Regions from separate parts of the Homo sapiens genome. Here all the other regions are linked to region 1. The links are chromatin contacts, found by Hi-C in ENCODE. All regions are on one chromosome and are shown on one strand. The core of a region is the stretch at or near the end of the contact, and the rest is flanking DNA. Distances in the headings are between cores, read along the strand shown. Region 1 holds the start of YTHDC1 (YTH N6-methyladenosine RNA binding protein C1). Region 2 holds the start of MOB1B (MOB kinase activator 1B). Region 3 overlaps RUFY3 (RUN and FYVE domain containing 3). Region 4 has its middle 12 kb from the start of RUFY3.

The links. Hi-C counts contacts between places; a loop is a spot of excess contacts on that map. Pooled maps may share reads with other maps.
Region 2: a pooled map shows a loop between it and region 1 (8-fold over the local background). The contact joins the promoter of MOB1B here to the promoter of YTHDC1 in region 1. A Hi-C loop is called at or near these places in 5 of 50 pooled maps.
Region 3: a loop to region 1 is called in a pooled map, with 6 times the contacts of the local background. The contact joins the enhancer-like site here to the promoter of YTHDC1 in region 1. A Hi-C loop is called at or near these places in 2 of 50 pooled maps.
Region 4: a loop to region 1 is called in a pooled map, with 2.6 times the contacts of the local background. The contact joins the enhancer-like site here to the promoter of YTHDC1 in region 1. A Hi-C loop is called at or near these places in 7 of 50 pooled maps.

Annotation. Positions count from the first base shown.
Region 1 is chr4:68,348,384-68,351,709 of GRCh38, forward strand. YTHDC1 (YTH N6-methyladenosine RNA binding protein C1) reads right to left here and starts at 1,707. Exons shown (of 17, transcript NM_001031732.4): 1 at 1,343-1,707. The coding sequence starts at 1,370. RefSeq lists an enhancer at 1,076-1,655.
Region 2 is chr4:70,900,522-70,903,847 of GRCh38, forward strand. MOB1B (MOB kinase activator 1B) reads left to right here and starts at 1,848. Exons shown (of 6, transcript NM_173468.4): 1 at 1,848-2,029. The coding sequence starts at 2,016. LOC124900711 (a long non-coding RNA gene) reads right to left here and starts at 1,710. Exons shown (of 2, transcript XR_007058132.1): 1 at 1,428-1,710. RefSeq lists silencers at 1,668-1,817, 2,128-2,177.
Region 3 is chr4:70,752,898-70,756,223 of GRCh38, forward strand. The region is part of intron 1 of RUFY3 (RUN and FYVE domain containing 3); the gene reads left to right. Among named protein-coding and RNA genes, the nearest start is that of RUFY3, 33 kb to the left of the region's middle. Within about 2 kb of position 1,719, at least 3 of the 41 ENCODE cell types and tissues checked have a DNase peak (open chromatin) inside an H3K27ac peak, as active enhancers do.
Region 4 is chr4:70,708,032-70,711,357 of GRCh38, forward strand. It overlaps a transcript of RUFY3 not described here. Among named protein-coding and RNA genes, the nearest start is that of RUFY3, 12 kb to the right of the region's middle. Within about 2 kb of position 1,665, at least 2 of the 41 ENCODE cell types and tissues checked have a DNase peak (open chromatin) inside an H3K27ac peak, as active enhancers do.

The sequences.
Region 1 (3,326 bases), core at 457-2,956:
TATTTTAATAACTGAGTTAACTAATTAAAAGCATTTTCCTTTACTCACTAACACCATACAATCCTATGTTCCCATTACTTCTGGATTTCTCAAAAAAAAAAAAAAAAAAGGCCCAGGGAGATTTTTTAGCATTTAGTTTAAGGATGGAACATTAAACTGCTATAACCTAATCAAAGAACTACTTTAGGATAAGGGCAGTATCTTAAAAGTATTCCCACCCATTCCACTTTCCCAGCTTGTCCCTAACCTAGGGCAGTTCATTGAAGCATGAAGACTCTCCTGATGCAGAAACCAGAAAAATTAAGAAAAAAGGATTACACGCCTAATGTAACTTGACTCTAGAGCCCACTTAACAACCCCCGACAAAAAAACCCCAAATCAATTAGGCACACAGAAGAGATGTGTGAGACACAGAGCAGCGACCGTGTCATATTTTTAACTATAATCTTTCCAAGACTATTATGTTAATCTTAGGGTTGAAAAAGATCTTAAAGCAGCATTTAATCTAGACCACTCTCCAGAGAGACACTGATCTAGGACCTACATTAATATCTCTAGGGCTTGGGAACTTAGTATTACTATCTTTCCATTACAGCAACGTCAGTTCTCTCTACATTTCACTGAAATTTATCCCTCCAACTCTCTGTAACTTGCATTCATTTGTTTCTGACTGTACCCTCTGGGAGCTACACACGGTTTTTCTAACATAATAGCACCCAGGATTTCTTTGCCAGCCTAAGTCACACAGTCATCTTTCCAAACTAAGTATTCCTTTTTCCAAGTACTATGTTTTTCCAAAATAAGTATTCGAGGAACAAAACGGGTAATTCACTTTGCCTATTTAACAGGAACAGCCAGAAGTTATTTGCAGATATTTCTCAAGATTAATAACCTGCCAGTGCCACTTCCTAAACTTGCTCACTTACCACACCACCAGTGTTGATCGCGGCATTAGGGGTTTTCAAATTTTAGCCTAACAGAAATGGTTGTCCTGAAAATACGCGTTACATCCGCATGATCCTACCAGGAAATAAACCTAGGAGCTTGCAACTCAGAAAGGGCCCCTCTCAGCCCAAGACAGCTAAACGGAAAGTCAAGCGTGAAATCCGCATCAAAGAAAAACCCTACTGAGATGAAGTGCTAGGCCATATGGAGACTGAGGACGAAAGGGCAGGCCTGGTCTCCGCCAGAGTCTAAGTGTCTCGGTGGGGGCCACCGGCTCCTCGCGAGGCCAGCTAACCTCCCCAACCCCCACCCCCCACCCCCAACGACGACCACTGCTCCATCACCCCACTCCCGGGCCCCAGCCTCGCCTCGGCCCGTCATCTTTCTCCGCACTAACCTTTCTCCTCCCGACTGTCAGCCGCCATGGCTCCCCTTCGGTTTCCGCCGCTGCCACCGCCGCCGCCGCTTAGACGCGACTCGCGCGGGCGCCGCAGCCGCGGCAGAAGCACGGGCCCGTCCGTCAGTCCGTCTGCCCGGATACGCGCGTCGCACTTGGCCTCTTAACACTCAGCCTTCTCGACTCTTCCCGCTTTTTCCCTTTCTCCCTTCCTTTCACTCCAGCATCCAGCGGCCTAGGCCCAGCCTTCTCGTTAGGGCTCAGACTCGGGCTAGGTATGGGGGAGGGAAGGGAAACAGATGGCGACGGCGGGCGGCGCTAAAATGGAGCCTGCTTCCTGCGCGAAACAATCCCGCTCCCGAAATGCCCTGCGCTGTTTACGCTTCGTTCCTCTCTGGGAACGTCACAGTGCGGAGAGGGGCGGGGAGGCGGGGACGTGCAAAGGAACGTGACGTGACGTCAGCGCGTCGCCCTGCCGCCCTCAGCCCACTGGTACCTGGAAGGAGTCTTATTCAGGGATTAGGTTACCCAGGTTGTTCATGGAGTTCCCGCTGTACGGCCTATAACTGGATGGCGCAATTTTCCCACCTGAAACTCTTAGTGCAGGGCCTAACAGGCCTTCTTAGCTAGAGTCGCTCTAAAGGACTCCTGATTCAGTTCGGGTAATCGGAGTCTTATTTAGGACAAGTCTGGGTGAATCCCTTATGTTTACCAGATGTACTTTCTTAGTTGGAGTTCCACTCTTACCCAAAGGCAGTGCAGCATGCAACCAGCTTGTTTGTAGTCACAAAAGCCTGCTAGTTTTTGTTTGTTTTGAGACGGAGTCTCGCTCTGTCGCTAGGTTGGAGTGCAGCAGCGCGATCTCGGCTCACCGCAACCTCCGCCTCCCAGGTTCAAGCGATTCTCCTGGCTCTGCCTCCTGAGTAGCTGGGACTACAGGCGCCCGCCACCACGCCCAGTTAATTTTTTTATTTTTAGTAGAGACGGGATTTCACCATGTTGGCCAGGATGAAGTGCTGGGATTACAGGCGTGAGCTACCACGCCCGGCCTAGTTTTGTTTTTAATTGGGGAAAGAATTGTATCATAATAGGTCTTTGTAATTAATAACTAATTTAAACATGTTATCAAGGCCCTGGGGCACAAAATTGATTTAAGCAGACCATCGAGGAATCGAAACTACAGAATAAATGACCAGTAGATACATAACTACATAGTGTGGTAAAATCTGCAAGAGAAACTTGCTTAAGATTCATTGTCCAACGGAAACAATCTAATTTTGCTTCCTTGAACTATAACTGAGTTATAAGGGAAAGAAAAATCTGAAAAAGGTAACTAAGTAACTTCGTGATATGAAGACAAACTGGCAAACTAACTGCATATTCAGGGAAAGACAAGTAGTCTAGAAGTCTAGAATGTGGTACCTCTTTTTTTTTGAGACGTGGTCTCACTGTGACACAGGCTGGAGTGCAGTGGTGTGATCATGGCTCACTGCAACCTTGGGCTCAAGTGATCCTCCCACCTTAACCTCCCAGGTAGCTGGAACTACAGGCATGCTCCACCACATCCGACACATTTTTTGCATTTTTTGTGGAGATATACCATCTCCGCAAGATGGCTAACACCTAGCCATCTTGCCCAGGCTAGTGTCTAAATCCTGGGCTCCAGCAATCCTCCCACCTCGGCCTCCCAAAGTGCGGGATTACAGGTGTGAAGCCACCAGGAGTGGCCCCATTTCTAGGACCTTAATTGAACACTAATTTGAATATACGAACACGCACACGCCACAAACACACACACACACACACATTAAATAATATCTGATGATCCTGAGGAATTGCTATTTGTATTTTTAGTTTTAATAAGTTTTGCTTTTTAAAGAATTTCTTATAATTTCATGATTCATATGAAAATATTTGCAGGCCAGATGCAGTGGCTCATACCTGTAATCCCAGCACTTCGGGAGGCCCAGGCGGGCGGATCACC
Region 2 (3,326 bases), core at 598-3,097, 2.6 Mb after region 1:
GCAGGCAGATCACGAGGTCAGGAGTTTGAGACCAGCCTGGCCAACATAGTAAAACCCCGTCTCTACTAAAAATTCAAAAATTAGCCAGGTGTGGTGGCACAGGCCTGTAATCCCAGCTACTTAGGAGGCTGAGGCAGAATTGTTTGAACCCAGGAGGCAGAAGTTGCAGTGAGCCTAGTCCAGAAGTTGCACCACTGGACTCCAGCCTGGGTGACAGAGTGAGACTCCGTCTCAAAAAAAAAAAAAAAAAAAAGAATTATACAGTAAGTCAGTACCATATCAATATTTGGAGCACAGGGTTTTATACCATAAATCTATTATTTTCATTCAGATAAATCCTCCTCTTTCTTCTTTTTGGGGAATCTTTTAAAAAATTTTTAATTTAATTTGAAGTTCCAGGATACATGTGCAGGACGTGCAGGTTTGTTACATAGGTAAACGTGTGTGCCATGGTGGTGTGCTGAACCTATCAACTTATCACCTAGGTATTAAGCTCTGCATGCATTAGCTATTTATCCTGATCTGGTAATCTTTTGAGTCTGTAAGTTTTCTCATTCCAGTAACCTCTGCTGTTCCTGAGATAGTGCAAGATTCTAGTATTTTCTTCTATTAAAAAATTTTTTTTTTGAGACGGAGTCTAACTCTGTCACCCAGGCTGGAGTGTAGTGGCATGATCTTGGCTCACTGCAACCTCTGCTTCCTGGGTTGGAGCAATTCTCCTGCCTCAGCCTCCCGAGTAGCTGGGATTACAAGTGTGTGCCACCATGCCCGGCTAATTTTTGTATTTTTAGTAGAGACGGGGTTTGGCCATGGTCTTGAACTTTGGCTGGTCTTGAACTCCTGACCTCAGGTGATCCACCCACCTCGGCCTCCCAGAGTGCTGGGATTACAGGCATGAGCCACTGCGCCCGGCCTAAAACGTTTTTTTTTTTTTTTTTTTTTTTTTTTTTTTTTTTTTTTACCACTTTACCAACGTGCCAAATAATAGTGCATATATGCAGTATAATACATTTCATATCTGCACCTACTTCAAAGTGTATTCTGCCCTTTGGGATAAGCCAAAGGTGAGCTAATATCTGCACATGATTTGTTTTGCTCAGATTCTCTTTGAAAACTTGTAGATTTGATGGGTGTTGTGAGTAAAGAAGACGGACATCTCTTCGATACCCGTATTTCCCTCCTAAATTGGTAATGCTGTGGTGACATATTCAAGGTATGTGAAGGATTCTTAAACAGAATATAAAGGCTTGCCCTGGGCCCCATAACCCTGTGAGAATAAAAGTCCCTTTGTAAGTGGGTCTGAATAGCTTCTAGCTTCTAGGATGTTCTGTGCATTAGAATGCTTACAAGCTTTGGCCCCCTAAGTGGTTACACCGATGACCACCCTATCATGCTGGGTTCCGTGGTGAACTGAGAGATGCCATTACCTTTCACCGCCCTTGGCCGGACACTCACGGTGGGCCTAACTCCGGTGGTAATTCCATCCCTCACTGCGGGACCTTGACATCCCCGAGCTGAAGCCCACTTCCTCCCTGACCTCTGGAGCCCAGCTGAGCGGCTCCGAGAGCTCTGCCATGACTCCTAACCGGGTGGACAGGGGGGCCGGGCAGCCGCGGCGCACACGCTGGGCGTCGTCCCTAGCAGCAGAGGAGACCAGAAGGTGAGAGTCCCCATGCCGCAGCCGGAGGGCCGGGGTGGGCTTGCACCGCTATCGCGAGAGCTCGTGAGGTGGGGGCGGCGGGGAGCTGGGGAGGGGCTCGCGGAGAGCCTGCCCCGCCTCCCTTTCCTTCCCCTCCCCTGGAGTGATTCAAGACGAGCGCTACCCACTTCCGCCCCCTCCCCCTGCCATTGGAACTAGCTGAGCCGAACTAGTTGCGGCCACCGAGCAGCCGGCTCTCGGCACCTCCTCCTCCGCCTCCCTGTCTCCTGTTCCATTCGCCTTTCCTCTTCTTTCCTGGCCCACGCCGCTCCGAGGCCTCGCGACCGCCGAGCCTGCAGCCTGCCCCGCGGCCAACATGAGCTTCTTGTTGTGAGTAGCCAGGCCCCGCACGCGCCGGCTTTGTTCGGGTGGACCTGGGCCCCCGCCCGCCGCCCGCCGCCCGTCGCCCGCCCTCGTCCCGACCCTCCTGGCCCAGCGCTCCCGGGGCCCGGCGTCACCACCAAGCGGGGCCCCGGGACTGCGCGGAGCGCTCGGACTACCTAACCGCCGCCTCCCCATAGGGCTTCGAGTACTCGTGGGCTCCTGCAGCCCTGAGGAGGTTCTTCCCCCCCGGCACACCCCGGGGCCAGCGCCTGGATTCCTTCATCACCCCCGTCTCTGCCTTCGCTCGCATTCCCGGGCTTGTTTGTGCGCTTCTCGTGGGTATCTCCCACTCGCCTGCACAATCCGTATCCAAGCGGTGCTCGGTTGAATGGCTCCGTCGCGGCTGCCCATTGCTCTTTTCTGGGTCCCAAGCACAGAAGATAAGACTGTCGTACTTTCCCCTGTCATCCCAGGACCCTTTTAACTTCCTCTCTCGTCTTAGGGCTGGGAAGTTGGGATGACAAGTTCTGTAGATGTAACACTGAAACAAGGCTACTTGCGGGTCGGGATCCCTTGGACACAGACGGGGGTCCCTGAGAAAGGGGTCTGGAGCCGCCCCCTTGCTTCCTAGAGGCGCCCTTCCTCCCAGAGGACTTCCCTGAAGAGGATGAGTTTTATCTTTTTAGACAACCAGCAAATAGGTTTTGGATAGTGTGCCCTGCCTAGGTTGATTAGGTCCACTGGGGAGTTGTTTTGAAAATCATTTGTAAATGCCAACTTTGGCGTCATGTTTAGTGCTGGTCATTATTTCACTTACTTATCGTTTGTTCCAGACGAGTGGAGGGGAACGTGGAGGGGGAAGGGCAGAAGGATGGGATGGCCAGATGTGGATATGGAGGCAGTAGATAAGCCTCAGGTCCTCTGAAAACAGGGGTTACAGCCTGAGGAATAACTCCTTTGAAGGCTTCGTTGTGATGCACTCATTCCATGTTTAGTCTGTGTTTAGAAAACTAATAAAAAACTTAGAAGTTGAAACTCACCCATATACTGTTTTACTGTTGTGGAGAAATTAGCATTTAAAGGATATTTTCTTAAGATTTCTCTTCTTTCCTTGCCTAATAATTTTTAGTCATTACATTGACGTCTGAATACTGAGAATTTAATTCACTCTTATTTTCACATGCTCACATCTAGAATTTTTTTTTTTAGGGTGTTTAAGCAAAACTGAACAAGGCTGACCTAGGGGCAGACTTGATATTTCCAATATGCATAGGGGACCTGGCTTGTGTCAACTTGCCTAAAA
Region 3 (3,326 bases), core at 469-2,968, 2.4 Mb after region 1:
TCAAGGTAATATTAGTGTCATAGAATGAGTTCGGAAGTTCTCTCTTCTAATTTTTGGAATAGTCTGTCAAGGATTGGTGTCAATTCCTTAAATGACTGGTAGATTTTAACAACGAGACTATCTGGTCCTGGCCTCCTCTGTATGCTATTTTTTTATTATTATTACTAATTCAGGATCTTTACTTGTAGGTCTGTTCAGATTTCCTATTTCTTCTTATGTCAGTTTTGGTAGTTTGTGTCTAAGAAATTGTCCATTTTGTCTAGATTATCTAATATGTTGACATACAGTTGTCCGTAGTATTCCCTTATAATCCTTGTTTCTGTAATGTCAATACTACTGTCCCCTCTTTCATTCCCGATTTTAGTAATTTGAATCTTCTCCCTTTTCTACTGATCAGTCTAGCTAAATGTCAGTATTGTTAATCTTGTCAAAGAGCCAACTTTGGATTTTATTGATTTTTCTCAGTAGTTGTTTTTGCTTTTTAATTTATTTCTGATCTAATCTTTATTATTTCCTTCCTCCTAGGGCTTTCTACTTATATACATGTATGTTGGTTGCCCTTGATGAAGCCAACTGTGAAATCATGGAATTATAATATGCTAGCTAGGAGAGTGATCTAGGCCAGTGCTTCTCAAACTTTAATGCACATACAGATTGCTTGGGGATCTAGTTAAAGTGCAAAACCTGATTCAGTGGTAGTGTTGAAGTCTACAGCTTCCCTTGTCTAAAAGCTTTCCTGGTTATGCCAGTGTTGATGTTCTGAGACCAGAGAGTAGAAAGGATCTAGTTCATTTGGTATCAATCATTTGTGGGATTTTCCAAACAGAACATGTCATTTCTCTGGTTCCAGGTATATTAATATGTCTCTCCCTTTGAGAATCAGTGCTGCTATATGTCATTATGACTATTATGAATGTGCATGGTTTCCAAGGGAAAAAACTGAACAAGCCCAACCCTCTCATTTTACTGATGAGGAAATTGAAGCTTCAAAGGGGTGAGATTTCTTGCCTGAAGTCATATAATAGGTTAATTGGCTCCATGGATGAGTATATTAATCCTTTCTGATGACAAGTCCTAACTCAGTGAAGTTCATCATTGATTATACTGTTACCAAGAAAAGGTAGCAATGAGGACAAGTAAATTTATGGTTAATTTTTTTTTTTTTTTCGAGATGGAGTTTTGCTGTTGTCGCCCAGGCTGGATGGAGTGCAATGGCACAATCTTGGCTCACTGCAGTTTCTGCCTGCCGGGTTCAAGTGATTCTCCTGCCTCAGCCTCCTGAGTAGCTGGGATTACAGGTGCCTGGCACCACACCCAGCTAACTTTTGTACTTTTAGTAGAGATGGGGCTTCCCCATGTTGGCCAGGCTGGTCTCGAACTCCTGACCTCAGGTAATCCACCTGCCTCGGCCTCCCAAAGTGCTGGGATTACAGGTGTGAGCCACCAAGCCTGGCTGGTTAATTTTTTTGACTAACCCCTTTAACAGATTTCAATCCAGAGAAAATGTTACTTAAGTAAATTTTCTTATTATTGAGTAGAAATATGATACCTGAGACGCCATTAAGAATAGATAGATATAGTTATGGATATAGATATATAGATATTCTAAGGGTCCTAAGACTCTATTATAATTTTTTTTTTTTTTTGTAAATGAGGATAGAATAAAAGTTCATGATTGTCTCATACAAATAAGTGTCATCAGGCTAACTAAATGGTGTTTTATTACAAGGTCTTTTTCAGTACTTTCACTTCTTTCTTTCACAATTAAGGACTCATTTTCTGTCCAGTTTTATACGCTAAGGTCTTTTTAGTACTTTCACTTCTTTCTTTCACAATCAAGGACTCATTTTCTGTCCAGTTTTATACTCTAAGAACAATTATTGCAAAAGTTCAAAATAGATTTATTTAAAATTATTGTTCTTCAGTCATTCCCAACATAGAGTAAGCTTTTCTTTCTATATGTTTCTGTTAGTTTGTTGTTTTTAATCTCATATTAAAGCTTTTTTTTTTTTCTTTTTTTCTTGAGACGGGGGTATCACTCTATCTCCCAGGCTGGAATGCAGTGGTGTGATCTTGGCTCACTGCAACCTCCGCTTCCCGGGTTGAAGCGATTCTCCTGCCTCAGTCTCCCTAGTAGCTGGGATTACAGGCGCCTGCCACCATGCCCAGCTAATTTTTGTATTTTTAGTAAAGACGAGGTTTCACTGTGTTGGCTAGGCTGGTCTCAAACTTTTGACCTCAGATGATCCTCCCTGAGCCACCGCGTGAGCCACCAGCGTGAGCCACTGCGCCCAGCCAAAAGCTTTTACACATCTTTGAAAAGTCTTCTGTGTGATAACCATTTTGTTTCTTATATAAGATAAAAGCTTTAATCTGTTAGATAATAAGAAAATTCTGAAGAATAACTATGATTGTGCTACATATTAATATCAATTATTCTCTGCCAAGAATTGCATATAACATACTTAATACTAATATTAAATATATCTTTCTTTTCCTTCAATTATTTAGAAAACATTTCAAGATTTTGCTGTATGAACATTAGTCATTGCATTATAAGAAGATAAAATGGCACCTTGGTGACATGATTTGTTTTCAGAACAATATGACTCACTGTCACTGTTAGCTATATGACTTCAGATCACTTTTATCATCACTATTAACTAAATGAGCTACATGACTCTGTAAAGTTTATTAAAATACCCTTATATGGAAATTAGCAGTCTTGAAGAGATACAGTGAAGAATCACATGCTTTTTGAAAGAACATTGAGGTCGGGTACGGTGGCTCATGCCTGTAATCCCAGCACTTTGGGACACTGAGGCGGGCGGATCACGAGGTCAGGAGATCAAGACCATCCTGGCTAACACAGTGAAACTCCGTATCTACTAAAAATACAAAAAGTTAGCCGGGCGTGGCAGCAGGTGCCTGTAGTCCCAGCTACTCAGGAGGCTGAGGCAGGAGAATGGCGTGAACCTGGGAGGCGGAACTTGCAGTGAGCTGAGATCACGCCTCTGCACTCCATCCCGGGTGACAGAGCGAGATTCTGTCTCGAAAAAAAAAAAAAGGAAAAAAAGAACATTGATTTGAGAACCAGTCAACATAATGTATTATTTTAACTATAGTCACTTCCACATGATTTCTTTAGTCCAGTGCTCTTGCTGTATTCCCCACCAATGTGATCTGCACCATCGTCCATCTAATCGCCAAAACTACAAATAGGGAAGTTACTCTCCATTCTCCTTGACTATGTCCAGATAGTCAAGCTATGAAATGCTAACGTTCTACCCCAGAATGTCTCTCCATGCTGACTCCCTCTTCTCCAT
Region 4 (3,326 bases), core at 415-2,914, 2.4 Mb after region 1:
AGGATCACTTGAGTCCAGAAGTTCAGGGCTGCAGTAAGCTGTGACTGCACCATTGCACTCCTGCCTGAGCAACAGAACGAAACCCTGTTTTTAAAAAAATAAAAATAAAATACATGAACACTTGAGACCAAACAGTTTTTGTTTTTTTATTTTGTGTTTTTGAGACAGTCTCACTCTGTGCTCAGGCTAGAGTGCAGCAGTACAATCTGGGCTGACTGCAACCTCTTCCTTCCAGGTTCAAGAGATTCTCCTGCCTCAGCCTCCCAAGTAGTTGGGATTACAGGTGCGCACCACCACCCCAGCTATTTTTTTTTTTGTATTTTAGTAGAGACCATGTTGGCCAGGCTGCTCTCGAACTAGACTCAAGTGATCCACCCTCCTCGGCCTCACAAGTGATGGGATTACAGGTGTAAGCCACCACACCTGGCCCCAAACAGTTTTTAAAAGACTTCTTAATTACGAGAATGGTACATGGACTCAACCTCAATGCCTAGTGAATATTACGATGACTGGCATCTGCCTCTTTAGCAACCCAATTTTTAACTCTCAGTAATGTATTTGCTAAAAGTATATAAAATATTATAGCTTTGAAAGACTGTGTATTAAGGTGGTATTATCTTTTTATTTTAGAAATCTTGAGTGTACTTAGAGGTTTTAAAAATTAAATTTTACATTTGAGTTCAGAAGCTCTGTTTTTAAATAACAGTGCTGAAGAATAGCAAAAATGTGTGAGACTGGAACGGTGGCTCAAGCCTGCAATCCCAGCACTTTGGGAGGCCTAGGCAGGAGTATCACTTGAGCCCAGGAATTGGAGACCAGCCTGTACATAAGCAGACTCTGTCTCTACAAAAAAAAAATTTTTTAAATTAAAAATAAGTTAGCTGGGTATGGTGGCACATGCCTCTGGTGCCAACTACTCAGGAGTCTGAGGTGGGAGGATGGCATGAGTCTGGGAAGTTGAGGATGCAGTGAGTCGTGATCACACCACTGTATTCCAGTCATGGTAATAGAGCGAGATGCTGTTTCAAAAAAAAGTTTGTAAATAGAAGGTAGCCTAAACTTTTCAGGGTTTGTCACATGAATTGTTTTGTTCCAAAATCTTGCAGGATATAATATCCATGAAATCAATCTGCTTCAATGCAGTGTGAAAGGAGACTTCTGATGTGCCTTGTTGAGGATTATGTCTCTTTCTGAGTCTTTGAGTGCTGGTAATCTGCTAGGTTTTTATACTTCTAACTTTAAATCTCATAAAACTCTCTGCCATGCCTTTTAAAATTTGATTTTATAAATGTACAAGTAATACATGAATCTATGCTCATTGTTTAAATGTTTCATAATACATAAGTACAGTTACAAAGTGAACTTTCCTCTTTGTGGACCTCCAGCACCCTCTCCCCGGTTCCTTATTGGAGGATGCCCACTTTTGAGTTTGGGGAGTTTTCATCCTGAACTTTTTCATGCATTTACAGACATGTATGTTTTTATATTTCGTGGTGGCTTTATCCTCTTGGTGTATGTATGACCTTCCATGCCAGTTTCTCAGCAACTACAATTTGTAAGGAGGATCTGCTTGCAGGCCATGGTGTAATACTTTTAATGCTTTCCTTTTCCATCCTGCCGTTAGAGATCGTCTTGTGAATGGACAGGATAGACAAAAGATGGCTTCCCTTTAGTGTTGGTTGGAAGAGTCACCCTGCTGTTTGCACAGTTAACAGCTTCTATTTAGTTATTCTTTTCTCCTTCCAACTCCCACAACTACGGCAAACATTGTTCAAGGCAATGCTATGCAAATAGCCCACATCCTTGCCCTTGTCTTTTCTCTCCCAGTTAAGGCAGTGTCCAAAAAAGTGTCCCACTCACCAAGTAGCAGCTTTCTGTATTTTTAAGTGCTGTTTTGAGATAGGAGGAAGGCTAGAAGAGGAATAGAAGAAAAAGAATCTTGAAAAGGACTGGCAGCGTTACTATGACTACCCACTACAAAGTTGAGTATACTTAACAGCGAGTGCCATGATTAAGCCCCGGATAGTGCAGAGAATGAGGTACCTAGAAGCCTTTGTCTCTGACAGATGCACTTGAAAAATCCATTGTATGGGGAAGGAGGTTCGAAATATACATGTAAACCCAGGAATTAGTGTTTAAGGGGAGAAAATTTATGCTTGCAGTTTCATTAACATATATACACACACAAGTATACAGATATGTATATATCATATATATTGCATGCATGCATGTATGTATGTGTAGATTGTATATGTGTTTGTGTAAAATATATATATTTTAGTTTTTCCTCTGTGGACATTTCTGTTATTGTCTCTCTTCTTTTTTAATTGTTTAGTAGTACTCTAGAAAACAGTAAAGGTCGGGTGCGGTGGCTCACGCCTGTAATCCCATCACTTTGGGAGGCCAAGGCAGGCGGATCACCTGAGGTCGGGAGTTCGAGACCAACCTGACCAACATGGAGAAACCCTGTCTCTACTAAAAATACAAAATTAGCTGGGCATGGTGACGCACACCTGTGATCCCAGCTACTCAGGAGTTTGAGGCAGGAGAATCACTTGAACCCGGGAGGTAGAGGTTGTGGTGAGCCGAGATTGCGCCATTGTACTCCAGCCTGGGCAACAAGAGTGAAACTCCATCTCAAAAAACAAAAAAAAAGAAAAAGAAAACAGTATACCTGGTCAGGAATTGAACACATGTTTTTTGTTTTATTTATTAAAATTTTTAATTTATATAAAGAGATATGTCAATGGGCCAGGCATGGTGGCTCATGCCTGTAATCCCAGCACTTTGGGAGGCCAAGGCAGGCGGATCACTTGAGGTCAGGAGTTCAAGACCAGCCTGGCCAACATGGTGAAACCCCGTCTCTACTAAAAATACAAAAAAATTAGCCAGGTATGGTAGTGCACGCCTGTAATCCCAGCTACTGGGGAAGCTGAGGCAGGAGAACCGCTTGAACCCAGGAGGCAGAGGTTACAGTGAGCCAAGATCCGCCACTACACTCCAGCCTGGGCCACAGAGCAAGACTCCGTCTGGAAAAAAAAAAAAAAAAAAAAAAAAAAAGAAGTATGTCAAAGAAGAGCCAAAGTGAAAATAAACAATTTTTTTAAAAAAGAGATGAGGTCTCACTGTGTTGCCCAGGCTGGTCTTGGACTCCTGGGCTCAGGTGATCCTCCTGCCTCGGCCTTCCAAAGTGCTGGGATTACAGGCATGAACCACCATGTCCGGCCTCAAGCACGTGTTAATCAGTTCACCTGCTGTATGCTTCTTTAAACTTTGAAAAGGCAAAAGTACTTTATTGTGTTTTGTAAACATAGAGGCGTCTGCCC